Regions from separate parts of the Mus musculus genome. Here region 1 is linked to region 2. The links are chromatin loops, found by intact Hi-C in ENCODE. Cell type or tissue: left cerebral cortex. All regions are shown on one strand. Links, peaks and the distances in the headings refer to the core of each region. The heading gives the core; the rest is flanking DNA. Region 1 overlaps Gtf2i (general transcription factor II I). Region 2 has its middle 6.2 kb from the start of Gm46925.

Region 1 (9,307 bases), core at 637-8,636, 67 kb before region 2:
CATGCTTTTCCTTTACTGTTTAAAAAGATGTATTTATTCTATATGCATGTTGGTTTCACGATTGTATGTGCACCACATGCAAGCCTGGTGTCCCTGCAGTCCAGAGGAAGACACTGGCTCCCTGGAAGAGAAGTTACAGAAGGCTGTCAGCACCGACTGCCCAGTCACCTCTGCAGCCCCAGCCTTTCCTCTTAAAAGGGTTTCATCCATGACTGCAGGGACCTTTTTCCATCCCCTTCGGTTTGTTTCTGTGGTTTCAGTACTAAAAGAGCAGGATTTACTTTGCAAACAATCTTAATCTAGCCACTGTACCAACGTGGCGCCAGGTGTGGTGGCACACACCTTTAATCCCAGAAACCAGGGGGCAGAGCCAGTGAGTGGATCTGTGTGAGTCTGAGCCAGCCTGGTCTACACATCGAATTTCAGAACATCCAGAGCTACAGAAAGAGAACTTGTCTCAAAAAAAAAAAAAAAAAAAAAAGGAAGCGCCAGATGGTGGCAATGCAGACCTTTAATCCCAGCACTCAGAAGGCAGACACAGGCCAGCAAATTCCAGGACAACCAGGGTTACACAGAGAAACCATGTCTCAAAATACTAGGAAAAAAACAAACAAACTCCAAATCCAAAAACTGAAAACCTAACTTGGCTCTGTATCTTATCCAAGGTTTTATTTCTACAATTCAAAAAAGCACCCACTCTTCTCACTTCTGCCTAAAGAACAAGGCTGGTTCACAGACTCAGAGGTTTTTACCAGTTCATCAGGGCTTTTCCATTTTAAAATGTGTACTTCACTCATTCATTCATTTACTGCCCGTGTTTGGAGAGGGCCGGGAGCTTCTCGCCAGTGGGATGTGGGGAGCAGGAGCTGGGTCTCCTCTGCTATGGGGGTCCTGGGGACTGAACTCAGGTCATCAGGCTTGGTGACAAGTGCCTTGACCAGCTGAGCCACCTTGCCAGCCCTTAATAGGTTCTTAACTAAAGGTGACAAAATGTCAATTCTTCAACGGACCAGGAAAAATTCAAAAGAGCTTTCAGGTTAATAAAATCACGTTACAGAGAAAGACAAATCTATGGATTCATTGGCTGACAGCAGCACATGGAACATGAGGAGATTTCTTCTGTCAGGTCAGAGGCATCAAGCAGCTCACATCTTCAGTACTACAGACACACAAGGGACAGGGACAGAGAGACAGAGAGAGGGAGACAGAGCACACCCAAGCTCCCAATCCAAGGGAAGTTATGCTGCGGCCTGGGAAGAAGCCCTCCCCCCGGCTGTGTGGGGCTGGGGCTGGGGCAGCGGCACGGGCTTTGGGACAAAGGTCTGCTATGCTAATGCACCTGTACTTGGCAGCACCCACACAAACACGCGTGTCTGTAAATCATCCTTCAGCGATGGACTGCCACCGCTGTCAGATGAAGGGCAGAGTGGCTGCAGGGCGACCCTGGGATTAAAGGGAAGGACTTGAATGACAGGCGCACCTTTAATCCAGCCCTTGACAACAGAGGCAGGCACGTCTTAGAGTTCAGGGTCAGCCTGGCCTCAGAGTGAGACACTACCCTGAAAAACAGTTAAAAATATTAAAGGCCTTTAACCTCAGCACTCTGGAGGCAGAGGGAAGAGGATCTCTGTGAGCTCTAGGCCAGCCTGGTCTACACAATAAGTTCCAGGCCAGGCAGGGATGCAGAGTGAGACCCTGTCTCAAAACAAAACAAAAGGAAAAAAATCAACTAGGGGTAAGAAAACTTAGCTAACGGTGATTATTTTAAAATTTTAAATATTTGTAACCATTATTTCCAAACATTTTCAAAAAACAAATAGTGTAAATAGTGTACTGAGAGTCGGGGGGGAGTGGTTACTGACCAAGTATGATGGCATATGCCTATAGTCTCAGTTACTTGGGCAACCGAGGCAGGAGGATGGCTGGAGCCTAAGAGATTGAGACTGTCCTGGGCAGCCTTGTCCTCCCCTTTTCAGACTGAAATTCAGGGGGCTCCAGCTTTAGTTCTTGTACCATAACCCAAAAGATCCTGGAATCTGCCTCTGTGTGTGGACCTGTGGATCTAAATTTGGATTTTTTTCCCCTCAATTACTTCTGCATAGCTGTCACCCAGGACGCCCAGAGCAACCGGGGAGCCCTGCTGGGGCGTGGGCTGCTCTGTCCCCAGCTTCCTTCAGAATGGATGAGACGCATACTCAATGTGACTATGACATATATGCTCATGACCAGAAGGGAACTCTTGGCGTCAAGGCTTAAGTGACTAACCTTCAATGGTCACCTCAACTTCGGGGTCCTCACTGGTTTCTGAAGGGACATGTTGAGTAGAATCTTGAAAAAAATAAAATTCTAAAATGACATTCATTATTCAGCATATCCGTGTGCGCCAACACTTACTGTCTGGGACTCCAAAAGCAGCCTACAATAAAATGCAGCTGGCGTCTGAATTCATTTCATGTTCTTTAAGAATATTTGACCCTTGATTATAACTGGGGATGAAAGAAAACAAATGTAGAGAACCCTGGAAACTGTTAAGATAATCACCACATTACCTGCGTCGGTGGCCTCAAGAGCCCCAGGCTCTTGCGGGGAATGCAGCCACAACAAAGTCATAACTGTTTCCTTGCTCTGACTGGAGGATGCCAGTTAGAGCATGAGACCTGCTTTCTAGTTTGGACCCTGGCCTCTCGCCTTCCAGGCGTCCTAGCAGTGGTTTACACAGTTAAATGAAGCCACCATAACATTTTGCAGAGGGGACCTTTGCAACAAGGGAGACCAGTGACGGACGGCATGCACGGCTGCTGCTGACTCGGTCAATCTGCAGGGTCCTTCCACTGAGGCTCATGTTATTACACAAAAACGCACAGCCACAGAAAGAGAGGTTAGTGCTGGGCGGGCACTCTTGTTAGCTCATTAGCTCTTTTATTCTGCAAAGGCTGAGAGATGAACCAAAGACAGCGGCGGCGGCCACTGCTGTCAGTACAGGAATAGAGAGCAGAGAGAACCCAAGGGCGCTCAGCTGTTAACACTGGAACACAACAGCAAGAATTTTGTCAGAAACAAGTCTCCCGAGACCTAGTACGTGTTGACAGACTCGTGAAACTGTGAAGCAGTCTGGGTGCTGGATGAACCATGCAGGTCCTATGCCGAGGCCTGCTGACAGCAGTCCGCCCACCTAAGACCTACCCCAGAGGATAGCCCCGTCACCTTCCTAGACCTCCCGTGAGCTCACCACAAAAGTCAGTCACATACGAAGAGTATCTCAAGTATTTCTCTTTATGCTTTATTGTTCTGAGACAGGGTCTCACTATGTAGCCTGGGCTGGCCTGGCACTCACCATGTAGCCCAGGCTGGCCTCAAACTCATGAGTGATCCTCCTGCCCGAGCCTCCCAAGTGCTGGGACAACAGGTGTGCGCTACTACACCCGGCCAGACCATCTACACTTCTGAGAGAAACGGATTCCTACTAGAAAGCCTAGCTACTTCTGCAACTGAGTGTGCAAAGATCAGCCCGTGACTTTGTTAGGATCACCCCTGCCCCACTAGAAGAAGGCAAAAGGTCGAATTCCTCATTTCTTAAATAAAATCAAACAACAGATAGAAGAAATGCAAAGTTGCAGGATAAACCCCCACCCCCACGTGCCCTATAAACAGCAGCTAAGGAGAGGAATACAGAGTCTGAAGCAAGAGCCAGCCGCCTCGCAGCTACCTCCTTGGAGGACTACAGGCCCTCTGTGAGCTACTCCAGCCGCAGCAGTGAGGGCAGTGAGGGCTCCCACGTGCTGTGCAGTCAGGCCCCTCAGCTGAGGGCCCGGTGATGAGGAGGGCTCCCAGGCCAGCAGAGCAGCAGCCATCCCTGAGGCAGCTGTGGGTGTGACAGTGCTAAGAAGACAGAAATCTTCTCAGCCAGAGTGTATCTGTTGCCCTACAAACAAACTGGGGATGGCAGACAGGACACTTTAGAGTTAAACAGAAAACAACCAGGACCCTTTTAACTCTAGAATAGTGAGAAAAGCAGGAGCTCTCTGTCCTCAGTGCACTTCCAAGACGGGCAGCAGTGGGACAGCCCGCTCATCTGCCTCAGCAAGAGCCTCATGGACCGGGGCAGCCAGGCCCAGTGCCCATGAGCACAGTGATAGGCACCAATGCCTGCTCCCTAAAAAGGAGAGTGCAGGCCATGAAGGCCCGCACACCACCATCTCATCTCTGAAGAGTAGGTGTCGGGGGGTTTACCATCTGAGGAGCAACAGATGCAGAGAAATCTAAGTCCCTTCTTTCCTAACCTTCTGCTGGCACTTCCACTTCCGTTCCCTCGTTGCCTTCTGAGGAGTGATGGCTTCCTAAAAGGAAAATGAAGAGTATATACTAAAGCAGTAAAAATAAAATTAATAATAATAATAATAAAATCTAACAATTAAAAAAGAACTAGTGAGTGACCATATAATTTATTATAATAAAAATACAAAAAGATTTTTTTTAACTCAGCAATAAAATCAAACAATGTTTTCTAACTCAGAAAAATAACTCTTCTATTTGGAAGCTGAAAACGTCTGGAAGTACAAAAACCCAGAACAACACTATATGCAGAGCTGGGGATTTGGTACTGGTCACTGTCGCCACATGCCACCTTGCTGAGGGATGCTGGGATCTGAGAAGCAGTCACAGCCTAGGTACATGCGTCTGCCAATGGCTCACAATCAAAGACACCAAGTCAGAAGAAGTCCTTTCTTTGCCTAGAGACCTAAGGCGTGTCAAAAAAAGAAGCTACCTCGGGGGTTGCTGTTTGAGGAATGTTCCCCGTTCTCCGTTGGTAGAAGCCACATACACTATCACATGATCTAATCACAGCTGGACTTTAAACACATTACTTGGAACTTTAGAGACTATTTTTAGTTGCAAACACATTTTAGTGCAGAAAATAACGTGCCTACTTCTGAACATGGGGCACGCATCCAGCCTCCTGTCGGTCAGGCAGCCAGGGAGAGCAGTGCAGCCTACTACAGCAAGGGGACCAGGCACAGTGCGAAGGCCACCAGCCAAGACGCCAGAGGACCGGCCACTTAGGATCTGGGGCACAGCCACCCCCAAGTGCACCAATCTCTAAGTGTCGAGGCTGGGACAAGGAAAAGAGGGAAAACACCTTCGTCACCTGCCAGGACAGAGGAGTCATGGGCAGCAGGTCTCCTGAAAACTGTGCTCAGCTCACTTACTCCTAAGGGACACGTTCAGTGCAAGGGCTCTCATGGTGCCAAGCGTAACAGAGTTGCTGTGGTGCCGTGCTCTGGTCCGCCATGCTGACGGTCTTCCATTCACTCTAGCGTGGGCGCACTCTCAAAGCTAAGGGCAGCACTTTGTGCTTCCTCCACACACTCCTCCTTTTTTACCTTAACTTTGGCATTTAAGGAGCTGTTAATTCTTTGACTATATAATGTCAAAACAAACAGATGTGAAGCCAAAACATGAGAAAGGGGCGTGGCCATTCCCCAACGGGCGTGGCCAGGAAACTGAGGGCAGGCAGGAAAGCCACTCATGCGCATTACGAACCCTGAGTGGAGCCTCTGCTCTAGTAAAACCTACAGAAATGACAGGCACAACTATTTACAATAGACAGAAATGCGAAAGAAAATCAACCTACTGAGATCAAAGCCAGAGGGGACAACGGAAAAGCCACCACTAACGGGTATGATCAAGTCTGGGAGCACAGCGCAAAAGTGACCCAAAGAGTCATTTCAGAAGCACAAGGATTTACAAGAGATGGTTTGCAATCCTTCCCAAAGCTAAGCATCGCGGCGGCCTTATACACTGCTAACCCAACAGTAACGACCTGACTATGCTGATAAAGGTATAAAGTGTACTTTACCTTCATGGGAAAGTGTGTCATGTACCCATTTCGAGATTCATTACTAGATTCACAAAAGGGAAAATTGGTTTTTGAAAAATTTTGCTTGTGAAGTTCATTTATGTTTTTTTAAAAAAAAAAAAAAAAGGCCAATACATTTTTTTTTCCTTTTCCATTTGGAAAAGTAATATAGTTATAATTATTCAAACAGTCTGTCCAATATAAAGAGACATTAACTACGACAGGACGTGGGAGAGCACAAGTGGAAGGGCGATACCTTGCAAAGCCTTCGAAAGGGGGAGCTTTTCATCAACACCATCAGTTTCAGAAGGGCCTGCTTTGGAATACAAAGATAAGCTTCAAAAGGAATCTCAAAGCACAGGTTGGTCATATCAGTGCATATCTGGGTGAGGTGTATGGAATGATGGCCTTTTGAGAAATAAAAACAGGCAAAAAGATGATGTTAGTCAATGGCCTTGGTTGATGGGGAAAGGCGTGTTGGGTGGAGGCTATGCACGCGGTTACTGGGGATGACTGACCGGATGGTATGGAAACTGCCATGTCTGCAATGGAGGCTCTGAGGAGTTCAGAGGAAGTCCAATGCTGGCTGCACGCGCATGCCTAGTGTTTGCTTCTTCCTTTACAGGCATTACTTAAGAAAGATGCAAAGCTTCGCCCTCCCTCAGGCTTTCCAAATGACACACACGATCAGTGAGTGGTGTCAACCACCACAGAAGCACACGACAAACCACCAGGCAGGACCGATGGACTCCTGGCCCAGAATGCTTTTCATTACGCTAACAAGTGTTTCCATTAGTGGAAGTACTTTGAAAACCCGTGAAAACAGAAGGGGTTTTATTTGGGAGAGATGAAGGGGGTTCGGGTACACAAAGGGAAAAGAGACAAAAAAAAAAAAAAAAACAAAAAAAAAAACAAAAACAGAGCCACAGGGTCATGGTCCAAGGGAGATACACACATGGATGAAGATGGCGGAATGAAAGTCACTTCACTGGGGGACATGCAGCATGGGTACCAGGCACCCCGAAGGCACAGCTCTTGGCAACCCAGTTCACAGTACATGTGCAGTACTCGTGTGAGACAATGAGATGGAGTGCAGGCTGGCCCACAGCTCTGGTCTTGCTGCCTCCACCTTCAGAGCGCTGAATGCAGGTGTGCTCGCCTCAGCCAGTCTGCCTGGTGCTGGGGATGGGAGCCAGGGCTCCCTGCACCAGGTGAGCACCACCCACTAAGCTAAACAAGCCTTCTGGTAATTAATCATTTAAAGAAAGAAAGCACTACTTTCATTGGCTACTTCTTAACATAAAGCAATTAACAAGGAACACAGCCTGTAGTATAAGCCCTCAGAAGAATAAAGGGAAGCCTGAGTTTCAGAAGCTGGGCTCTTAGCAAAACCACATAGCCATAACAAAACAAAGTAGGAGCCCAAAACACTATCCTTGAATACAACACAAAGAACACCCTAAACCAGTGCTTCTCAGCCTTCCTAGTGCGGCAACCCTTTAATACAGTTCCTCATGGTATGGTGACCTCCCCAAACAAAAAAAAATTTTGTTGCTAGTTCCTTAACTGTAACTTTGCTACTGTTAAGAATTATCGGGGTTGGGGATTTAGTTCAGTGGTAGAGCGCTTGCCTAGCAAGCGCAAGGCCCTGGGTTTGGTCCTCAGCTCTGGGAGAAAAAAAAATTATCATAAATATCTGTGTTTTATGATGGTCTTAGGTGACCCTTGTGAAAGGGAGCAGAACCCTCGGGTTGAAGAATGCTGCGACTGACAAACCTGTAGGAGGACATAGGGCGTTCCACAAAGACACTGACCAACAGTACAAGCAAGGGGCATGTCATGAGGAGAGGCTGTGGTGTGGCGCATGCAGGGACACAACGCCTGCCTGCCCAAACAGCTCAAAGCCCTGGGGTTCAATCTCTAAAACAAAAAGGGGAGTGTGGAAGAAAAAAAGTCTGACGGAGAAGGGAAGGAAGGAAGGAAGGAAGGGAGGGAGAGAGGGAGGGAGGGAGGGAGAAAAAAAGGAAAATACCCACAAGGCACCGCTCTACTCGCCTGGGGAACAGTCGGCTGAACACGCAGCTTAACTAAAGAAACAAGTAGTTTGAATAGGGCAACAAAGGCCAAACTAACGGCTCAGGAGGTGGAAGCAGGAGGACGGACAGAAGCTAAAAGTCACCGTGAACTGCATCAGGAGCTTGAGGCCTGAGACCCAGGCCACCTTAACCCAAGCCAAGCAAACTAATGTTCTGGGTGATGACTACATACTACTGAGAATCAGGGTTAGGAGTGGTGATGCAAGCCTTGAACCCAGCATTCAGGAGGCAGAGGTGTGTAGATAGATCTCTGCGAGTTTGAGGCCAGCCTGGTCTACACAAAGAGTACCAGGACAGCCAGAGCTACACAATAGAGACCTGTTTCAAAAAACACCAAATAAAGAAAATGTAACCTTCCCAGTGTGGGACCGAGGGAGGGAAGACTTGGGGCTATTTGATGTAAAAGTTCAGTCTACCTGTTAACTTGATGTTCACACCAGTAAGGCACAGACAACCAAGCTGCTCTGCAACATTTAACTCTAAAAACATGAAACCCATCCTCATCTCAGCTTTAGTGCTAGCAGCACAAAGAATAAACAAACTGTTCAAAACTAACTGCAAGCGACGTAAGTGGGCCTAGCAAGACAGGTCAGGGAATGAAGGCGCTTGCTGCCAAGCCTCATGAACCAAGTTCGATTCCCAGGAGTGATGGCATGAAAGTGCCTTCACTTCAATGCATGTGCACTAGGTTGGGTGTTGGTTTTTTTAATGAGTTTCACTGACACTCAGCCATAAATGTACACAGCTCTCTGCTCACTAAAGGACCATAACAAATTATTCCAGGTATTTGTAAAAGACTCCATGTCCAATAAGGCTTATTACTTTAAGGAAAATCAAGTCTACCGGGCAAGGGCAATCCAGAACTTTGTGGAAAATTAAAAAATCAGAGACACTGAAGTAGCCACTAAAGCGCCTGTCTGTTTGAGGCGGCGTTTCCCTGTGTATGTATGTATGTATGTATGTATGTATGTATGTATGTATGTATGTACATGGCTCTGGCTGGCCGTGGCCTCCCGAGTGCTGAGAATACAAGCATGTGCTACCATGCCAAGATGAAATCACTAAGATGACCCAGACAACCGTACAGGTGAAGATGAGCTCCAGCTCACGTCCTCCCGACTGAAATGGGAACCAGGAGCAGGCAGCATGGCAGAGTGTGAACGTGCTCAGAGAGCTTTAACTGCCACAGAGTGTCAGGAACAGAGACTGCAGGGAACATCGTTACCTTGAATGTTATACTGATAGTAATCAGGGTCTTCTGACTCCTCCTTCACTGTCACAGCGGCCATTTCCAGAGAAATGCCTACAAAACAAGTGACAGGCTCCGGTGTGTCACAGCTCCAGGGCACTGTGC
Region 2 (9,307 bases), core at 552-8,551:
TATGTAAAGATTTTTTGTTTGTTTGTTTGTTTTCGAGACAGGGTTTCTCTGTGTAACCCTGGCTGTCCTGGAACTCACTCTGTAGACCAGGCTGGCCTCGAACTCAGAAATCCGCCTGCCTCTGCCTCCCGAGTGCTGGGATTAAAGGAGTGTGCCACCATTGCCCGGCTGTAAAGATGTTTTTAAAGTGGTTGAGATGGGCTGTCAGTGTAGCAGTGGTAGATCACACTTGAGGTCTTCATAAAAGGAAGAATATATGGTAAAAAATGATCATGTTTAGGCTAAGGATGGATGTAGTTCACAGAACCAGGGCTGTTATCAAGAACTTGAGTTCAACTTCCAGTATCTTCCAAAAAAAAAAAAAAAGTGTTGTTTGTTTGTTTGCTTGTTACAAGGTCTCACTATTTAGCCCTAGAATTCATAGAGATTCTCCTGCCTCTGCCTCCCAAGTGCTGGAAAGGCATGTGATACCAGGCCCTACACACACACACACACACACACACACACACACACACACACAATTTAATTTGAAAAAGGACCTGCAAAATGACCTAATAGTTAAAGGGATTTGCCATTTAAGTCTCATGATGTGGGTTCATAGCGCCAGAACCCACTGTGGAAGGAGACAAACAGCTCCTGAAGATTGTCTTCTGACCTTCATGTATGTACCATGGCACACTTGTATGTTCTCACTCTCCCTCTTACATGCACACACACATGCGCGAGCACGCGCATGCACTAAATAAACATTAATTTTAAAAGGTGTAAAGTTGGGAGGAGGTGTTATACGCCTTTAATCTCAACACTTAGGAGGTAGAGGCAGGTGAAACTCTGTGAGTTCGAGACCAACCTGGTCTATAGAGAGCAGTCTAGGACAGTAGGGCTGCATAGAGAAACCCCGTGTAGAAAAACAGAAAAACAAAACAACAACAGAACCCTTACAGCTCTTTCAGAGGACCCAGGTTTGCTTCCCAGCACGCGCATGGCACAACACATGCACGTGGCACACAGGATACTCATACACACAGAATAATAAGAAAATGAATCTAAAGATTAAGAAAAAAACCAGGCAGTTCCATTTTTTAAAATTAAAATAAAAGTGCAGGAAAGCAGCAGCCCAGAGTATAACTGTTATTTTTGGCACCACTTTAGGGCAGAGACACACAAGACAGAAGGGAGCTAGGGCAGTCACGTCCCTGAGGAGTCACCTCGGTGACTTCTGTTGCAGAGGTACGGATTTCAGGAATGCCTTAATTATATTAAATTAAAGACCTAGCAAATTATAGCTCACCAGCAAACCACTTTCAATGTTGAGTCAGTCTGCAAAGAGGCAGGCTTGAAGGGATGCCATGGGGCCAGCGAGCTGGCTCATCGGATAAAAGTGCTTGCTGCCAAGGCTGGGGACTGTGAGTTCAAACCCCTCAACTCACATGCTCAAAAGAGAGACTCGACTCCTGGAGGTTGTCCTCTGATCTCTACACCAGCGCTAAGACATGTGTGCCTCTGCCCAATAAATAAACGCAAAGGCTCCTGTGAAACACTATCTTCCCCGTTGGTTCGAGACGGGGTTCTCTATGAGGCTTTGACTGTCCTGGAACTCACCCTGTAGATTAAGCTGGCCTCGAACTCACAGAGCTCTGCCTGCCTCTGCCTCCTGAGTGCTGGGACAAAGACGGTGCTCCACCATCACTACACAGCTGCTATGAAGTCTTTTTTTTTTTTTTTTTTTAATAAAATGAATTTTATTTGAGGGCATGAGAAGAGGGGATGAGAAGGGATTGTGGGAAAGACAGGGGACAGAGAGGGACAGAAAGAGAGGGAAGAGAGGAAGAAGGGAAAAGACCGACTGGGAACACATGAAGAGAGAGAAAGGGGGGCAAAAGAGAGAGAGAGAGAGAGGCCAGAGAGTGCTCTATGGAATCTTACTAATGAAGCCCAACAGTCAGGCGGTTGAGGAGGAGGTAGGTATACAGGTGTGTAAAGCCAGTCTGAGCTACACAGTGAATGCCAGACTCCCTGGGCTGTAGTGCAAGCCTCTGTCTCGAGAAGCAGTCCAGAGCTGGTGAGATGGTTCATCCAGTGAAGAGCTCGCAGAAAAGCCTGCGAGTCTGAGTCTGAGACCCAAGACGATAGGAAAGATCTGACTCCTGAAGTTGACACCTATGATCTTCACTTCCCACATGCATACTGTGGCAGGTACGTGCACACACACATGCACACAAACCCACATACACACATATGCACACATACACACACACACACACACACACACACACACACACACATTTAAAAACAGAGCTAAACTGGGCATGGTGGTGCACGCCTTTAATCCCAGCACTCGGGAGGCAGAGGCAGCAGGATTTCTGAGTTCCAGGACAGCCAGATCTATACAGAGAAACCCTGTCTCGGAAAAACGAAGAAAAAACCAAACAGAGCTAGGCTTGGCTGTACCTGGTATCCTAGCACTCAGCAGATGGAGACCAGAGGGTCAGAAGTTCAAGGTCACTCTTGGCTATATGAGACCTTGTTGCAAAACAAAACTGCTTAGAAAGTTCAGGTGACAACCTTACCTAGTCAGAGGGGAGCCCCTGCACAGCTGTTTAATCTTCCCAGCCCTTGACTCTCAGGCTGAAACCCTTCTCCAGTGTCAGGGCCACCCACTCTGTATTTGGTTCTCTGTCTCAATCCTGTAAGGCTGGCCATTTGCTGATTGGTTTCCTCCCTGTGTAAGCGGAGATGAGTATCAATCCGAAGACAATAGAGACAAGGGAAGGAGGGATGGCTCCGAGGGTAAAGGCGATTGCTGCCAAGTCTGGCGACCTTTGGTCGAACCCCAGGAGCCCACATGGTGGAAGGAGAGAGTCAACTCATGCAAGTTGTCTTCTGACTTCCACATGCATGCCACATGACATGCACAGACACGACGGCATGCGAGGGCACACACGAAAAATGTATGTGGCACTAAATAATAAATTACTGGAAAAAAAAAAGAAATCAGGACAGCCAGCCTGAAAGAGGAAAATAGGACAAACTTCATCAGTCCCAAAGCATGAAACGCTTTCAGGAGATAATACCACACCCAGCTTGCTTCATTTTATTCAACAGGGCAGCAAATACAACAGTCTTCCCAGTAGTGGGAATAGGAGTTGAATTTTTAACTTAGAAATGACCCAAGAGGGGCTGGTGAGAAGGCTCAGGGGGTAAGAGCACTCACTGACTGCTCTTCCGAAGGTCCTGAGTTCAAATCCCAGCAATCACATGGTGGCTCACAACAACCCGTAATGAGACCTGACGCCCTCTTCTGGTGTGTCTGAAGACAGTAACAGTGTACGTATTTATAATAATAAATAAATCCTAAAAAAAAAAAAAAAAAAAGAAAAGAAAGGAAACAAACCTTCTCTGTGTTGTGTGCACCTAACTTGTGAGAGACAGAGGCCAATGTTCCCGGGCCTTCCTTTATCAGTTTTTAACATCTATTTACTTGTTTGTGTGTTGGGGCAGGTGTGTATATCATGGTGCACATGCGGAGATCAGAGGACAGCCCATGAGAACTGGTTCTTTCCCTCCACCATGCGGGTCCAAGAGATCTAACCCAGCTCATGGGACCAGGCAGCAAGCGCATTCGCCCACCTATCCATCTCCACAGCCCATACAAATTACCCTCAGACACAGGGTTCCATGTAGCCCTGGCGATGACTTTCAACTTCACGCCGAGATTACAGACGTACATCACCGCGTCTGTCCAGTTTCAATACTTTTAAATGATAGGTATTATTTCAAGGCAGGCAAAGTTGATGTGTGTAAAAACAACCTTAGTTGCCAGAAAAAAATAATTAAAAATTTGAGTAAATCAATTTTCCATGTACATGAAGAACTGCTGCCACCCCATGGAGACTCTGTATAAACGCACACTTTGGGCACGTGGGCTTCTCTAGTGACCTCTGATTAAAACCACCATAGCAGACATCTCAGTTCTGAGATGAGGGCGTTCGACTCCCTGGAGCTGGAGTTCCGATGTAGATACTGGGGACAAAACCTGATCTTCAGTAAGAACAGTAAGTGCTCTTAACTGTTGAGGCCTCTCTCCAGCTCCACCAATAATTTTTTTTTTTTAATTAAAAATAAGCAGCCAGGAGTGGAGGCTCATGCCTTTAATCCCAGCACTTGGGAGGCAGAGGCTGGAGGATCTCTGAGTTCCAGGACATCCTGGTCTACAGAGTGAGTTCTAGGACAGCCATGGCTACATACTGGGACCCTGCCTGGGGGCGTGGCTCAAAGCGGTACACTATTGTCTTGCAAGCTTGGGGCTTGAATTTGATCCCCAGTGCCAATGTCAAAAGCAAGGAGTGGTGACATGTGGTCGTAACCCAGGGTTGGATAGGTGACAGTGGTAGTGTCCCTGGGACTCCTAGGTTAGCCCCAGGTCAGTGAGACACCCGGGTCAAAAACTACTACAAGCAAGTTGGTGAGGTTGCTCCCCTTTAATCGCAGCACTCAGAAGGCAGAGGCAGGCCAATCTCTGTGTGTTCGAATTACAGGACAGCATGGGCAACACAGAGAAAGTTTCTCGAAAAACCAAACCAAACAAACCAATCAACCAACCACTAAAGCAAGGGATGGAAAGATGGCTCAGTGGTTAAACACAATTCCTGCCCATATAGAAGACCAGAGTTCATTTCCCGGAACCTACAACAGATGGCTCACAACCTCCTCTAACTCTAGCGGTAGGGGATTCAAAGCCCTCTTTAGACTTCTTTGGGCATGTATGAGAAAGGGCATACCCACAAATGCACAAATAAATAGCAAGCACAAATCTACAAACAAAACCTAACAAACAAGATAGATGACTGCAGAGGAAGGACACAGAAGGATAACCTCAAACCTCCACACCCACACGTGTATGCGTGCGAACCCACCCCCCCACAAACACACACATATACATATGCACGCAAACACACCACACCCACATTGTAGCTGATGATGCGCTTGGCCTGTCTTGTGTCAGCCGATCTTGGCGCCCCCTCCCCTGTGTGGGGGTTGCTCTGCAGCCTGGGACTGGGTGGCAATGGTCTCTCACGTTCCAGCCTCTCTGCTCCTATTTCCTCTTCCTCAGCCAGAGCTTTCCTGTCTGCTGACTGTGCAGCTTCCTCCACCATCCCTCAGCGTCTCAGAGCCAGAGCCTGAACTGCTTCAACTCCGCCCGGGCAGGGCTTGAGGCTCTGCACTGAAATATTTGAGCAGCGAAGCAAGGTCCTGGGGAATCATGGGAGGAAAATTTTCAGAATTTCGTGTGGTTGCTTTGCTTTCTTCTGCCTCTTCCCTGGCACCATTCAAAAGTGGGGGGAGGGGCTTCCTCTTCCTCCTTCCCAAACCCCTAGTTGAATTATGTATTAGAAGGGTGCGTGCAGGGCTGGAGAGATGGCTCAGTGGTTAAGAACACCGACTGCTCTTCCAGGGGTCCCGAGTTCAATTCCCAGCAACCCCATGGTGGCTCACAGCCATCTGTAATGGGATCCGATGCCCTCTTCTGGTGCGTCTGAAGACAGCCACAGTGAACTCATATACATAAAATAAATAAATTCTTCCTGTTAAAATATGTGTGTGTGCGTGCGTGCCCGCGCGTTTTACTTACTTCTGTGTTTTCTTTGTTTGTGGACCTAAAAGGAAAACTTGCAAGAGTCAGTTCTCTCTCTACCACACGGCTCCCAGGGATCAAACTCCGGACTCCAGCATCTACAGTAAGCACCTTTATCCAACAACCCATCTCATTTTTTAATATAATATTTTGGGGGGGAGGGGGAGGGGATGGGGGGACTTTTGGGATAGCATTTGAAATGTAAATGAAGAAAATACCTAATTAAAAAACAAAAAACAAGCCAGGCGTGGTGGCGCACACCTTTAATCCCAGCACTCCGGAGGCAGAGGCAGGTGGATTTCTGAGTTCGAGGCCAGCCTGGTCTACAGAGTGAGTTCCAGGACAGCCAGGGCTACACAGAGAAACCCTGTCTAGAAAAACCAAAAAAAAAAAAAAAAAAAAAAAAAAAAAAAAAAACCCAGAAAACCAAAATATATTTTGGGGGGAGGGTTGAGATAGGATCTCTCTCTCTCTCTTTCTCTCTTTCTCTCTCGGCTTTTTTTTTTTTTTTTTTTTTTTGAGACAGGGTTTCTCTGTATAGCCCTGGCTGTTCTGAAACTCACTCTTAGACCAGGCTGGCCTCGAACTCAGAAATCCACCTGCCTCTGCCTTCCAAGTGCTGGGACTACAGGCATGTACCACCACTGCCTGGCATTAACTGAAAAAAATTTTTAATTTTTATTTCTTTTAGGTGTATGAGTGTTTTGCTTGCTTGCAGGTATGTGTACCACATACATGCCTGGTACCAGGGGAGGTCAGAGGTCAGAGAGGGCATCAGATTCCCTGATCTAAGAATTATGGATGGTTGTGATCAACCACGTGGGTACTGAGAGCTGAACCTGGGTCCTTTTCGTCAACAACAAGCACTCTTAACTGCTGAGCCATCTCGCCAATCCCTTACTCCCTTTTTTATTTAACTTTTATTTTTCTGAGGCTGGCTTCACTCTATGGAGCCATGGCCAGTCTGGAATCTGCCACGTAGGGCTTGCTCCTCTTGAGCTGATACGGATCCAGTTGTCTCCGCCTCCCGAGGGTGGGATTACCAGCATGCACCTCCCAGCTCTGCTTCCCTTCTTTGCCTTTATTGTTAGAATGTTTTTATATTATTCTCTATGCAGTATCCATATGTTGTATGTATGTGTTCATGGTGCACATACGGAGGTCACAGGACACCTCAAAAAGAGTTGGTTTTCTTTCTGCTATGTGGATCCGGGGGATTCATTTCAGGTTATGAGACTTGATAGCAAGCACTGTCACAAGCCGGAACATCTAACTGGCCCCTGAAATCGTTGTTTTTTTTTTATTTTTTTATTTTTTTTTTTTCGAGACAGGGTTTCTCTGTGTAGCCCTGGCTGTCCTGGAACTCACTTTGTAGACCAGGCTGGCCTCGAACTCAGAAATCCACCTGCCTCTGCCTCCCGAGTGCTGGGATTAAAGGTGTGAGCCACCACGCCCGGCTTATTTTTAATTTTATTTTATTTTGCTTTTGAGACAGGGCCTTACTGTGTCATCTTGGCTGGTCTTAAACTCACAGAGATCTACTTGCCTCTGCCTCTGTCATGCCCAAGTCATTAAATCCCAGATCAGAATTCCTACCAAGAGTGAGTTGTTAGCCAGGCTAGCCAGGCTTAGTGACACAGGCCTGTCCCTATTTTTATTTATTTTTGCTGTTTTTTTTGAGACAGGTCTCAGGTAGCCCAGGCTGGCCTCAAACTCCACAAAGCTGACCTTTAGTTCCCAATCTTTCTACTTCTACCTTCCTAGTAGTGGGTTAACAGTCATGGACCAACCCAGCACTTCTGTAGGGATGTCTGCTCCAAGCCCTGGGAGGGGATGAAGCCTGCTTCCTTCCTGAGCTGGTAAGTGGCAGACTTGCAGGAGAAAGATCTCCCACATCAACAGTGTCTCTACCATCCGGACAGACAGAATTCTTTTTTTTTTTTTTTTTTTTTTGGTTTTTCTAGACAGGGTTTCTCTGTATAGCCCTGGCTGTCCTGGAACTCACTTTGTAGACCAGGTTGGCCTCGAACTCAGAAATCTGCCTGCCTCTGCCTCCCGAGTGCTGGGATTAAAGGCGTGTGCCACCACTGCCCGGCCTCTACTTCCTTTTGTTTTTATTCACATGTACCTGTCTGCATGTGTGTGTACATGTGTGCAGATGTAGGGAGGAGGCCAGAAGAAGGTGTTGGGTCCCAAGGTGTTTGTGAATCACCTGATGTGGGAGCTGAGAATAGAACTCGGGTCCTCTACATGAGCAGCAAGGGCGCTTAATCTCTGAGTCATCTCTCCAGGCCCTCAACTCCACTTCGTACAAGGAATCATCTACTACAGAGCCTTGCCCCGCTCTGTGCCAGCCATTGCTAAGAGCCCTGTACAGACAGGCTGCCGACAGGTGGCGCTGTTGGAGGCACGGCTCTATCTGGTGGTGGGTGGTATTGTCAGACAAATGAGCCCGCTAAGCATTCTCCTGTGTGTGTGTGTGTGTGTGTGTGTGTGTGTGTGTGTGTGTGTGTGAATCATTTACATATGTGTTTGCGGAGGCCTGAAGTTGATGAATGGTGCCTTCCCTTATCTCTGCTTACTTTATTTACTGAGGCAAAGACTCTTGTGGAACCTGGAATTTGTTAATTCTGGTTAATCTAGTTACCTAGTTTGCCCCAGGTGTGACTTGTCTCTGCCTCTCCAGTGCTTTGATTATAGTCAGGCTGCCTTGCCAATCCTGCTTTTATTTTGGTGCTGGGGATCCAAATGCAGGTCTCAGGCTTATAAGCATTTCCAGGTCCTGGTCTTGCTTCTTGTTCTGTCTCTTCTTCCTTCCTTCCTGTGGGAAGCCACATGTGCTGTTGCAGGGTGGCGCTGGCTACCGCTGGCCACCACGCATACATAGGCAGTAAAGTTTTTTTTGCCAAGATGAGGTTTTGAGAATTAACCAAAATTAACCAATCAGATGAGAGACAAGTTAACCAATCAGATGTAGGCATGCAAATAAGGTGGTAAGCATAACCCATGCATAACCAATCCAGGTGTGAGACACGCCTCTCCTAGGCCTATATAAGCAGCACCATTTCTGGGCTTGGGGTCACTTCGCCTCTGCAATCAAGCTCTCCCAATAAACGTGTGTGGAAGGATCCTGTTGCAGCGTCGTTCTTGCTGGCGAATCGGGGCACGCGCAAGACCTTCCTTCCTTCCTTCCTTCTTTCTTTCTTTCTTTCTTTCTTCCATTTTTGAGACAGGTTTCTCCATGTAGCTCCACTGTAACATTCTGTAGACCAGGCTGGACTCGGACCCACAGAGATCCACCTGCCTCTGCCTCTGCCTCTGCCTCTGAAGTGCTGGGTTTAAAGGCGTGTGCCACCACTGCCTGGTTGTTTGCTTGTTTTAAAGATTTATTTATTTTATTGATGTAGCTGTCCTAAGACACACCAGAATCCCATTCTGCTGCTCTGCTCAGTTATAGGCTGTTGGCATCTTTATTCAACCAACAGTTTTAAATAAAGGAGCAAGGTCATAGAGCATCACTTGATGTATGTGAGGATTTTCTGTTCCCTAGTTAAGGATTTATTGCTGTGAACCGACACCATGACCAAGGTAACTCTTATAAAGAACAACATTTAATTGGGGCTGGCTTACAGGTTCAGAGGTTCAGTCCATTATCATCAAGGTGGGAACATG

What was found. Hi-C counts contacts between places; a loop is a spot of excess contacts. Peaks named below come from ENCODE experiments on the same cell type or tissue, not always from the same donor. Only the 100,000 strongest peaks of a DNase experiment are listed, where the experiment ranks them.
Region 1: it touches region 2 in a loop (2.0-fold over the local background); 12 of 42 quality-filtered maps call a loop at or near these places.

What each region holds. Positions count from the first base shown.
Region 1 is chr5:134,270,259-134,279,565 of GRCm38, forward strand. Gtf2i (general transcription factor II I) reads right to left here. Exons shown (of 34, transcript NM_010365.4): 9 at 9,179-9,256; 10 at 4,281-4,337; 11 at 2,266-2,328. Among named protein-coding and RNA genes, the nearest start is that of Gtf2i, 40 kb to the right of the region's middle. In left cerebral cortex, for the core only: a CTCF peak has its summit at 4,994; a DNase peak (open chromatin) is centred at 4,898; H3K27ac peaks cover 765 bases.
Region 2 is chr5:134,337,630-134,346,936 of GRCm38, forward strand. No RefSeq gene overlaps it. Among named protein-coding and RNA genes, the nearest start is that of Gm46925, 6.2 kb to the right of the region's middle. In left cerebral cortex, for the core only: CTCF peaks have their summits at 3,279 (motif pointing left), 3,891, 5,522 (motif pointing left) and 8,012 (motif pointing right); DNase peaks (open chromatin) are centred at 3,837, 4,288, 5,105 and 8,010.